Regions from separate parts of the Homo sapiens genome. Here region 1 is linked to region 2. Evidence: chromatin contacts called from ENCODE Hi-C or POLR2A ChIA-PET data. All regions are on one chromosome and are shown on one strand. Each heading gives the region's core, a stretch centred on a gene start or an enhancer-like site at or near the end of the contact. The rest is flanking DNA. Distances are from core to core; before and after follow the strand shown. Region 1 overlaps MAST4 (microtubule associated serine/threonine kinase family member 4). Region 2 overlaps MAST4 (microtubule associated serine/threonine kinase family member 4).

Region 1 (6,463 bases), core at 3,556-6,055, 56 kb after region 2:
ATTTGAGATGAAGATGGGAAGAGAGTACTGGAAAGGCCAGTAATTATCTCTAAGAGATAAAGGGCATGTGCTGTAACTTGGGAAACTTCTCCAAGGGCTGATGCTACCTAAAACATAGTATAAAGTCATTCAAAACTCACATGGCCTAATCTAGCCTGCCAGGATAAACAGCGGCTATGACCTGGCTGGCCCTACCTAGAGCTGGGTTATCAAAGTAGCAAAGTTGGGGGAAAGGTGGAGGTGGTGGAGCCAGTTTTATAACATGGGGAAAGGTCAGATCAAATACCTATGAGACAGACATCCAAGTGGTTGGCTGTCCATAGGTCAGTTATTATTAGGGACCAAAGAGAAGTCAACAGACATACTGGGGAATTAAGAAAAGATACACAAAACACAAATTAATGGTTTTCTAAACCTCTACTTTACAAGTGTGTGCTGGGGGTAGGGAAGATGTGTGTGACATAAACAAGTTGTTTTTTGTTTTTAACTTCCGTTTTTTGTACTCAATGTAAGTATATTAAATTCACAATTTGATATATCTTTTTCCAAGTAGCAGAAAAACCAAGTTCAAAGTCCTACTGTTAAAATTACTTTAATCAATTTAATTTAATGGCATTAGATTATTTTCAAATGGCCAGGGATAAGGAAGTAACTCTTGAAAAGACCTTAGACAGTGGTGGCAGTCCCAAGCCAGAGTTAATGCAATAACTTAAATCTAATGTTCCAATCTTCCTTTTTGGAAATAACACAGTAAAATTTTACTATTAACTTTTTTCTCCTGTACCTCATGTCCCAATTGCATTGCTTTTATGAAATGGTCATTGGCTTTAGAAAGCTTGATTGGGAGATGTCCTTATATCCAAAACTTATTTGAATATACACATAGCAACTAAATTATTATAATATAGTTTTACCCATTTCAGCCTTCTCTATACAGAAATTAAATCTCAGTTTAACTTGCTACCACTAGAACTATTTAATTTGGTGAATATATTTTAGTCTATAATTTAGCTACATAGCTAATCACTAACCAAAAAAATAAAAGGGTCTCTTCCTTCCTTCTGCTTCCGAGGACCCAAGGACCACTTCTTTTTGACCCACAAAAGGGAAGGGGGTTTACTTCCGTGACCACCAAATCTCCTTTTATGACATTCAACAGAAATTTATTTCAAGCCCAGAATGAACAGCATGACTATTTAACACCTCCCAGCTCTACAGCATTTGGCTTTTATATAGCAGTTTGGCATAACGTTCTGCCCACAAGTGAACTGTCCCTGATTTCATGTGCCTCCACAATCGGAACACAAACATACAAATATAAGAAACCGACACCAGAGCTCCACTTTGTTCTTTTTTGTGAGAAGTCATGTGGCAAAAAGCCAGTGTCTTTCTGTTCAGCATGTTTTGTTGCTAGCTGCTCCTAATTCAGTATCTTGCAAAATGACATTCTGTTAATGACATGAATGTCAAAGCTGTGATAATGGGCAGAAGTAGAAGAAAATGTTTCCTGAATGGAGAAGCAACAGGAAAACTGCCAAACGGATATTAAAATTAGTTGCGTGTTTATCCTATACTTTAGTGCTTGGTCCCTACTATTTGTTTCTAACACGAAAAGGGAAGTAGTCTCTAAGGAGCGAAGAATAGCCCACCTTGGTGAAAAGCGCGGAAAAAAAAAAAAAGAGGTCAAAGGAATGTTTTCCCTTAATTAACTTGACAGATGTCTTTTCTTTTCCTCATTTACATCCACTAATGTTTTCTTAGTCATTCTCTCATTTTGCAAAGATGAAATTGGCCACAAGGAACCAATTCTGTTGCTAAAGACAGGAGGACTGGGGAATTACCAGAAGACGCTGGTCTTTAAGATGCTCAGTATTCAGTCTGGGTAATGAGTGTTCCTTGCTGTTGTTATTTGTGGGGTAACAGAATTTTAGGTCTGGAAGACAACGAAGTGACTTGCCAACGTAGCACCACCAATTAGTGGCAAACAGAGCCTAAGAAGGGAGGTTAAGTGGCTCCCACAACCAGGGTACATTAGAAGGTAGAAATCTGCATGAGACATATGGATATACTTGACTACTTCTTATGTGAACATACAGTAACTGTTCTACAAAGGAAGAGACAGTTCTGTTTTAAATTAAATGGACTCAGTTTCTTAAGAGAATGCAGCCATGAAATACAAGGACTTGCCATTAGTAGATCTACTGTTGAATTCCAAACCCACTAAGCCTCAATTTACTGATCTGTAGAGCAGGGATAATAATATCAATAATCATGGCTAGGCACAGTGGCTCATGCCTGTAATCCCAGCACTTTGGGAGCCAAGGCAGGCAGATCACTTGAGGTCAGGAGTTTGAGACCAGCCTGGCCAACATGGCGAAACCTTGTCTATATTAAAAATACAAAAATTAGCTGGGTGTGGTGGCACAGGCCTGTAATTCCAGCTACTCAGGAGGCTGAGGCAGAAGGATCGCTTGAACCTGGGAGGCGGAGGTTGCAGTGAGCTGAGATCGCACCACTGCACTCCAGTTTGGGCAACAGAGCAAGACTTTGTCACAAAAAGCAAAAGAATATCAATGACCACAGAGGGCTATGTGGAGATTAACTGAGATAATTTATGTAAAGAAATTATGATAGTGCTGGCACACAGCAAGTGCTTTATAAATCTTGGCCATCAAAATAATTCTAGAGTACTTGATGTTGTGGAAGAAAAAAGAATAAAATAAAATATTTGGTCTTTATCCCTGGTATACATTCTCTCAGGCATATTCGTTTTCATACAAGAGGTTAGTTCTAGGGCAGCAAGGCTTGATGGTAAATGTAAACATTATCCTAGTTATAGAAAGAAGGTACCAGTAAGAAGTATAATTGGTGGGTTTCAGAAACACAGAAAAACAAAAGCTTCAGAACCACAAGTTCAAAGTATCCACTCAAACACTGGCCAATGGCTTCTAATTGTCAACATCAAGGTGGAGCAACATGCAAGGGACTGCACTCAACAGACTTCAGTGCTTTGGAACAACTGTCAAAACCGTGCACATCAGCCCAATCTTGCTCTGCTACCATGGTCCCCAGACAACCTTCTTATTAGCTTCATGGAGAGGTCTGCCCAAAAGTGATTAAAAATAATAATAATAACTGCTAACACTGACAAAGCGTTTAACACACTCCAAGCAATGGTTTAATTTTCATGACAATCCTATAAGGTAGGACTTATTTTTATCCACATCTTTATAGATGTGAAAATTGAAGAACTGAGAAGTTCAGTAACTTGTCCAAGATCACAGAACTAGTAAGTGGGAGAACCGGGATCTAAACCCAGGCAGTCTGCCTTCAGAACCTGTGTTTTTAACAATCTTGCTAGACTGTCTACAAAGCAGAGAATAAGACCTTTGAAGGGCCTAGGCCCAATAATGATTATATGTACACTTATAAATTAATATCTCACCATTCTGGTCATACATAGAAATCACATGAGCTTGGTAACTAGGAATCCACAGCTAAGAGATGGAGCTGGTACTTAGGATACCAACCAAACCAGACTTTTGAGTCTGTAGCATGAGGGTCAGGTACAAGAGATAGTTCAAGCTATGGAGCTTTACATCAGATTGTGAGGTTTTTCCGGAGGCAGTAAGTCTGACCCTGGTGGACAGACAGTCCAGTATCACCAAGTGGGGCATGAGTTTTATCCCAGGATACACTTGTGTACAGATTTTTCAGGCTCATGGTAGACAGGTGGGATGTGGACACGATATAGACGCTCCTTCCTCCACAGTGTATTCTCAAAGATCCATAGGTAGATGATCCAACATATGAATTACCCAGGTCAACCAGGCACTTCCTTCCTTATGCCTGCCCAAACCAACAGATCTAGCCAGACACAGCTCTCTGGAGAGAACTGTGTTTATGCATGCAGCAGATTTTTTTTTGTTCTATTGTTTTTTAGTGGATTTCAAAATCAAATCCATATTTCTGGATCATGCCTCTTTTTATATGACTTTTCTGGTTTCTTATTTCTAGATAACTCACTCTCAGTGTTCAAGAGAACCCAGAAATCAGATTTGTGATATGAAGCATCCTTGTATAGCACTGGCTTTGGGGAAAAGAAGAATTAATGCCCACATTGTAACATGCGTCAGAAAGCAAATTTGGCCAGCAAATCAGAATAAGATACACTGACTGCATTAGTGAGATAAGTTTATATTATATATATATACACACACATATATATATATATATATAAAATCTCAAAATAAAGCAAACTCAACAGTAAAAAATCTTATATTTACAAATCTTATAGCCTTGTAACCCCAAATTGTAGATTCTTCTGTTGCACTTATTCTTTCAAGATGTTATTCCTTTAGTCTGGTATCTTCCACCATTACTATCCTCCAAGAACTCCCTAGACTCTAAGAAAGCAGACAGGAGAGGGATCTGTGTGTAGAAAGAGGCCTCACTAAATTGTGTGGATTAGATTAAAACTATGGCAGGAGATGGGATGAGACACAGTGCTTCAGTTAATGAGGAAAAGTTTAACTGTGGTTTCAGTCACTTTCAGATCTCCTGCCTGCCTCTTATAGGTACGAACACTTGTTTCTCACAGGTCCAGCCTTCTGTTTAATGAGAGGAACTCATTCGTCCCTAGCCTGAGATTTGGTCCTTATCAGTAAGTACTCCAAGCTCCAGGATAACACATCAATTCCTCCTCACCATATTCACCAGACACCCAACCTAAACTCATTCTGCATTCCCTGCAGTGACTCAGAGAGTTCCTGTTCACTGTGTCCCTGGATTCCTGCTTATGAAAGCTATGGAATCCCTGACCTTCACATGGAAGTACTGCTAAGCAGAAATTCAATGGTATAGACAGATGGCACCCTACTGTGTCAACTTTCCATATTGAAAGGGATTGTGAATAATTCACCCACATGAAATTAAACTGCATATCAAGACCAGAATTAGGATGCCTCAACTTACTGAAAAGAAATCAACGGTACTATGAAAGAAATAAACATGAACTCTTCTATTGCTTACTTCCACTTATTATTTTTCTAAATAGACCCTAAATCCTATTGAAAGGGTAAAATACATCTGAAAACAACAATGCAGTTAAATCCATCTTGAAAATAAAACCTGTCGATAGCTACCAAGTGAGTCATTCCTTTGGCTTTGTGGTCATAACATATTTCCATTCAAGTATAATCATAAAATTGTGGAGCTCGTTTACATAAAAGAAACAGTGTTTTCTATGTCCTTAAATTAAAGATCTCTCTCCAGAGCCCTGGGTCTTAAGATACTAGCTTCAGTGACTATTTATTACAAAAGGCTGCAATGTTTTCTGAACTCACAAAAGTATATGGTAAGGAGCAAAACCACATTGTACTATTAGCTTGCCTCCTGGACAGTACACCAAAAATTTGATGCTATGTATTTCAAATAATAAGAAATCATTTTCATTTTATTTTTTAAAAAAAATCACATGAGCACCTATTTTTGTATCTAAATGTGTCAATATTTTAAAATAATGTATAAGAAGGGAGATGAGTGGTAAGCATGAGGTTATGCTGTCTTTCTACAAATTGAAGACTAGCACTTGGTGATAAACAGTTTCACAGGACAAAGTTAACTTCCACTCCACTCCATCAACACCATCATCAATTTGGTTTTCTTGTTTTAAGGTAACTTGTTTTTCTGATGTGTAAGTAGCCACGTTACTCCACCAAAAATCCCCTAACAGTTTTTAGAGTATCTTGCCCCATGCAGAGGACTGGTACCAGGGCCCAAGACAAGTGCTTACAAGGAGTTTGTAATCAGGAAGTCTAGGGAGGGTGACTTTTCCTTGCATTATTAAATAGATCCATTGTTCAGTTAAGTGACTTTGTATAACTGGGAGGACAAAAATAAATAATAAAAATCAGTCTACCTAAGATTTGACAAAATCTGTGTTAAAAAAAAAAAAAAAGAGAAACTAAAGGCAAAAATAAAGATAAAGCAGCATATAAAATCATCTAAACTAGAATTGCAACTGTTAGAGAAAGATTTCAATAGCCAGGTAGACAAAGTGTTCCCATCATAGGTTAAGGTGTTTTCTGAAATAAATGCTGTGGAAAGAGAAGATATTTAACAAAGAAGCAAATTTCTTTTTATCATTAAGAAATATGAAAAAGGTGGATGCAAGAGGTCTCTAGGAAGATTATTTAATGTGTCCATAATATATTGTTAAACAAAACATAATTCCACTTATGAAATTTTTTTTTGGATTATTGTATCAGGCAAACACCAGAAGAACGAACAATTAATGTTTGTGTTCTAGTTTTAAAAAAGAAAAAAAAATCCCTGGGCAATGAGTCTAGCATCATAGTTAGAAAGAATTAATGATATATTAATTATAAATGATAACTCTATCTCCCAAATTCTCCTGGCTCTTGTTGTCAAAGCCTTGAATCAGAGATGGGTCATTTTTCAA
Region 2 (5,973 bases), core at 296-2,795:
ACTCACCCCTATTTTTCTTGCAAAAGAGAGACTTCTATGTCCAAGTTATAATAAAACTTGACTGAAGGCAATGCAAGGTGACAGAGTTGAAATAAAAAAAACAATTTGGAGTTAAAAGACACGTCTAAAATATTGGCCAATAACCACTGATAGTGACTGCCATAAGAATCAAGGATGACTTCACTATTATTTACTGACAATTTTATTCATTCATGCTATTCAGGATTTTTAAGCATCTTTTACTGATGCTGATATGCCTCTGAAACTACTTAAGGTTGTTAGGATGTTTCTAAAAATATGATCTAAATGGACAATAGACTCATATATCACAACAAAATGGAATAATGGATAGAAAAATAAATTACCTCTGCTCAATGAAATACCATAAAGAGATGGTAAAAATAACCCAACAGCTTTTAACAATTTGGTTTTAAAGGTACTCCAGAAAATCTACGTTATATTATTATACTTGGAATTCTGGAAATACATCAGTATAAGGCAGAGGTGATACCAGTTAGAATTTATCTATTTAACTGTAGTTTCTTGTCATTCAAGTGTTATTAAGTGGCTAAACCTATGTGCTTAATGGAGTGCTGGGGGCTATCAAAAATACAATAGATGGATATCCCTAAACAATAAACCAGAGATTTTGACAAAATGAGGCTCTAGGTCCACATTCCTTGCTGGTGCAAAGAGAGCCAGATCACTCCATATATTGAACACCTGCAATCTACTAGGCCCTTCTAAATGACCACCTTGTTTCTATAGCCCTGCAGATACAGTTATCCCACATGATCACTAACATAAACTAAAAAAACATACATCTAACCTACTGAGTTGTTTCCAGTAATTGCTAGGTCTCTTGTTGAAATGTTATAGTTTGGGGCAAGAGTATCCATTTTCCTCTATCCTATTTTCATAATTCCACTATGTCTTTATTTATCTTAACCTTCTTCTAAGTTGTTTTAATTCTTTCTTAAAAGAAAGTTCTTACCTAGAAGGCACAGACAAATTAAGACTTGCCTTTTTTTTTTCTTTGAAGGAGAAAGAAAACAAAACAAAACAAACCTCTATCTAAGCCACATAGGAAGAAAGACCCAGTCTATCGAAGTTCAATGGCATTTTTAGCATAATGTCACTGGCATGGAACCAAAGCAATAAAACTAGATTGTGTTTTTCCCCCCGAACTACACCAAATGTTATTAAAATGAAAGCTTCCAGTTTCCTCCAAACTTGTGATCCTGGAACTTACTCAATTTATGCACTACAGTTTAAAAGCTTGCAGCGAAAGTATGTCCTTTTTATTTTTGTCAGGCCATCATTTGATGTGTCACTTATTCAGAGTGGCAGACATGCAGAATTTATCTTCTCCTCCCTACCAGGAAACACCCAGAGAAAACACTGCCTGTGTAATAGCTCTGTTGTTGTGAGGAAGAGAAAAAAAAAAAAAAAGTCAGGCACTTACAGAGACCGTAGAGCTGGGTGTGTTTGTCCCATAGCCAGAGGAAGGGAGAGAAGCCAACGACCAGCGGCGTCCATCAGTCCTATTGAGAAAGTGAGTTTAGCTTAGGCCAACACTGGCGTACTGTCACATGGGAACCCCAGGGAAACTAAGTATTTTTAGTCAAACAAATGACACAAACATAGTCTGTGAGGATGTGGAAATGTTCAGCAAGGGTCAGGGTAAACAAACATTATACAGTAGGTTGACTTTTATTTAAACTGAATCAATACAACCAAACAAGTAGAAAGGGAATGGGTTGATCCATATTATTGATGTCTCACTAATATACTTTGACAAAATGAATACCAGGGATAATTACAATGGTCAGACTCAGCAGATTCAAATGAATAAGAACAGAAAGGCAGGAGGAAAACACTCTCATCTGGAAGCTGATAACCAGAGCAAATGATCTTTGGAAGGGGCTAACTTCCAGCATGGCACAAGGGCCTGTGGGGACTTTCTTTGCATCCGAAACACTTTCTGCTTATTATTTTCAAGGAACAGTTATACTCATCATGCTTAGGGAAGAAGGGATCATTAGGCTCATGGCTGGCTCAGGCCTGAAGTGTCAAATAACTTTAGCATTAAGTAAGTAACTGACCTTATGCTTAGAATCTCTTAAGAGTTACTGCCTTCGGACATGACCTGGCTTGTTACAGCAAAGCCTCCTGCAGAGTCTTTGAGCATGCAGCCCAGCTCTGGCCAGTCAACAGTGGGGGCAGAGTGAAACCTTCTCCACCAGTGATAGAACTTAATGCAAAGAGTAAAGTTGTTTGCCTCAGCCTTAGAGGCAAAGCTGGCAGGAGCCATGAAAAGGGTGGTTTTATCTTCAAGTGATGATAGAATGGGTGGTTTCTCAGTTGGAGTTTGGCTGTGGATAAGGGTCATTACAAGGGTCTCAGATGAGTGAATGCAGCAGTAGAAACAATACTGCTGCAAAGGGAAGGGGACAACAGAAAGCAAATTTTCTGAAATCTCTGGCATTCCAGAGCTATTACTTTAAACGCAAGACTGTGCCTTAAAAGCCACAGAACATTTTGAATGTTCTATGCAAATTTGTCAAGGGGCAAAAAAAAGGAAAAACACACTTTAAAAAAAGCAACATTGCATTTTTAGGTCAATAAGATTGCAGTGTCATATATGGACATTTTGTAATTCGTGTTATTACGTTTGTTATTATGTTAACTTGCCAAGTGACAAGAGTGGACAAAATTTACCAGGGATACATTCACAATAAATTGAAGTTAGGGAATTCAACAACATTAGGCTTGAATTTGAGAAACGTCACAGTTAGATGTTAACGTAAAAAACTGACATTTTAGCCTAAATTTATATTCGTAGGAAAATAAAATTATAGGCTGCCATGGGTGTAACCTCCAATAAATGCAAATGGTCCACAAAGACAAGACGGAAAAATTCAAGTGGACAAATCACAGAACTACTACAATGTTAAGATTTTAGTAAAATTTACCTGTCATTTCTGTACCATGATTGGAGTACAAATGAATCAAGTATGTTAAAAAAAAGAAGCAAAGTAAGATGTATGTAAATATACCAGATAAAAGAAATTGAGATAAATTATATGTTCTTTTGAAATACTTTTAAACAACTGAAAATGTTAATGATTTAAGAAGAAAGTAATTGTAATAACATGCTTACAAAGATACTTGATTATTAAATGGACACTGGTTGATATTATTTTATTTGGCTACTTATTAAACAGTTAAGAATCCATACCTGCACTATATATTTTAAACACCTCCAATTTGATAAAGTAAGAAAAGGATATGATTTTAAAAGAATTATTCAGTCCCTTTAATAGCAATTATCAGAAACTAGTCTCTGGAAAGAGTGAGGGACACAATTTCTCCCCACCATGATTTTGTTTTGTGATGCATTAACTCTCCTTCCCCTCAGTTATCAATGAACATATTTTAGATGAATGAGCAATTCCAAGAGAAGACATGTTCTTATTAGTTCTGAAGCATAAATTACATTTGCTTGCTCCAGAAAACACACAACTAGAAAGATGTTTAAACGAGAATGTGCTCAGTACTCTGTACAGCCAGGGACCAGAAATAATTTACAACTCATAAAGTTCCCTAAGTTGTCTGTGTCTATTTACTCAAATGGAGCACAAAGGACCACTGCATTTTCATCACCATGACAACTGCACATCAGAAGTTACTATACATGCTATCTACAGTACTTAAGAGAGAACATGCCCTTTTTTCAAGAAAGGTATCACACAAGTACAATCCTGCTAACAATGTTGTCTTTTCTTTGCAGTAGTTACCAACAAAATGTTATAGGAAGACAAGACTACATTCTTGCCAATGCAACAAGCCTTTTTTGAAAAGAGTCTTTTTCCTTGTGGGTGGGAATCTTGGTGTTACATTAAATGAAAAAGTAAGAAGGGAAAAACATCTGATGGGAACACGGGACACAAAAAAGATCAGCAAAAAAATAACAACCCTCATTTCAATACCACTCACAAAAATTTAGATTAATATGGTATACAACAAAGAAAGAATGAAAAGTTCCAGTATCAACCTGGCTATTCTAACTGTATGAAGAGGAAGTAGATTTATTGTTATAGTTACCTGGAGTGATACACCAAATATTCTAGTTGATGTTGGAACAAGTTGAACTATGCCAATATAGCTAAAATAACTAAAATCTACTCCAGAATTCTGAAGGTGTAACTGGGAGGTTACAATGATCAGACTCAGCAGATTCAAATGAATAAAAACAGAAAGGGAGCAGGAAAAACAGGATCATCTGGAAATGACAACCAGAGCCAATGATCTTTAGTAGGCCTGACTTCCAGCCCAGTACTCAACAATTGTCTGATGACCTGAACTCAGCAGGCAAGTTTGTTGTAGTAATTTGCTTGTGGAAATACACTTGGAGATTCAACCTAGTGCATAATAACTAGGGAACTAGGAGAGACTCACAGCATTTCTTGGAGGGCTCTATGTTTCCATCAAAAGTGAAAGCAGTCTGCAATACATAAACTTCCACAACTTCTGGGAAAGGCACGAGAGTATTTTTAACCTCCATTTTACCGCCAGGGAAAAAAGGATTAAGTAGGTCCACAATCAGGTGGATTGTAAATTAATACCACAATTAGCAATGTGAAAATGTGGCCTTCCTCCAGACAAAATCTATACTATGGTTCTCACTTTCATCTTTTATTTTACTTAATAGTAAAAAATTAATTCGATAATTTCACTCTCAAATCTGCATTTTAAAATATAGAAAGCAAGTCTGTGTCATTATACTTTCTAGTCTATACTTGGACTATTTTGTTACAAGGGATGGCTACTAGGGAAGTATTATCACATAAGGTAAGAAAGGTCAGAAAAGATTAATAAGCCAGACTTTTATCCCTTTACCCAAGACTACTTTTAAAAACAGAGCAATATTTCCTCAATTGGACTAAATTTTACAAAACAATAAAATGTGGGAGTCTCAAAATGACATTACTTCTTAAAGGCTCAGCAATGTGCACCAAATGGAAGGTAACAGAGGCCTAGGAGTGGAATCTCCATGTTGCCTGAGGAAAAATCAACTCTAAAATGGAGAGACATATCCCAGATGTTACATAAAAATACACCAATTTGAGTTTTCATAACACAGGGTTCTGTTTACTTGAATAACAATTTAAAATGATGATCACTCATGTCCTAAACTAAATTAATACTTTTTGAAGAGTGTGGAGGGAGTTCCATTCGGAAATTCATGCAAAATGAACTAGAGGTCTCCTGTGATAATCTCCTGTCACGGTTTATGGTTTATTTGTCAAAAATTAACATGCCTGGGGGGGTTATGTATTTTTTTAATAGCATGGAAACCAGATTCACGTGTCCTTGAGTCACCTATTTAATTATTAGATTCTCTCCATTTTTATAAATCTGCCAGGATTAAGATACCGTGATTTCTGTCATGTTTAAATGCACTCCATGAGATTTCCATTTTGCTTATTACTTATAATAATTAAATGCATTCTCCCCTTTATAGAGATATGTTTTAAAGACTATAGTAAACACTTGTTTATCAATTTTTATAGGATATTCTTTCCACTTGGAATAGTAGCACTATTATGAATTAATATTCACTGGGTAAACAGGCTTTCTGGGACCAGTACATTTTCTTACAGTACTAAATAAGCTGAAAAAAGAAAAGCTGGAGCTGGGGGTAAAAACAGTGTATGGGTCTCAATAAGTTCCCTGGAGATGATGTTTTTATCACTCTTGTATTGTCCCCATGGTGAGATACATAAAGGCATTTAACACATGATGGGAAACAACTAAACTATGAAAGAACAAACTTTTTTACATCAGATTTATAATGAAATCTTAATTACACAGAACTCTGAAAATGCCGCAACTTTTTTTTCTAGACTTAGTAACGTAAAATGCATGACATGCTGACAAACGGTCGTGAGGGCACTGCAAGTTTTGCTA

The links. A loop is a pair of places that touch in the nucleus more often than their neighbours do. ChIA-PET counts read pairs that join two places held with the same protein, here RNA polymerase II (POLR2A). Pooled maps may share reads with other maps.
Region 1: a map of vagina shows a loop between it and region 2 (2.6-fold over the local background). The contact joins two enhancer-like sites. A Hi-C loop is called at or near these places in 9 of 168 maps with a recorded cell type or tissue (DLD1, HepG2, Right ventricle myocardium inferior and 6 more) and 5 of 50 pooled maps. POLR2A ChIA-PET finds 5 or more read pairs at or near these places in 4 of 52 experiments (MCF 10A, PC-9, T-cell and 1 more).

What each region holds. Positions count from the first base shown.
Region 1 is chr5:67,037,738-67,044,200 of GRCh38, reverse strand. The region is part of intron 4 of MAST4 (microtubule associated serine/threonine kinase family member 4); the gene reads right to left. Among named protein-coding and RNA genes, the nearest start is that of MAST4-AS1, 37 kb to the right of the region's middle. Within about 2 kb of position 4,805, at least 2 of the 41 ENCODE cell types and tissues checked have a DNase peak (open chromatin) inside an H3K27ac peak, as active enhancers do.
Region 2 is chr5:67,091,168-67,097,140 of GRCh38, reverse strand. It overlaps MAST4 (microtubule associated serine/threonine kinase family member 4), which reads right to left. Exons shown (of 29, transcript NM_001164664.2): 7 at 1,466-1,544. Among named protein-coding and RNA genes, the nearest start is that of MAST4-AS1, 90 kb to the right of the region's middle. Within about 2 kb of position 1,545, at least 23 of the 41 ENCODE cell types and tissues checked have a DNase peak (open chromatin) inside an H3K27ac peak, as active enhancers do.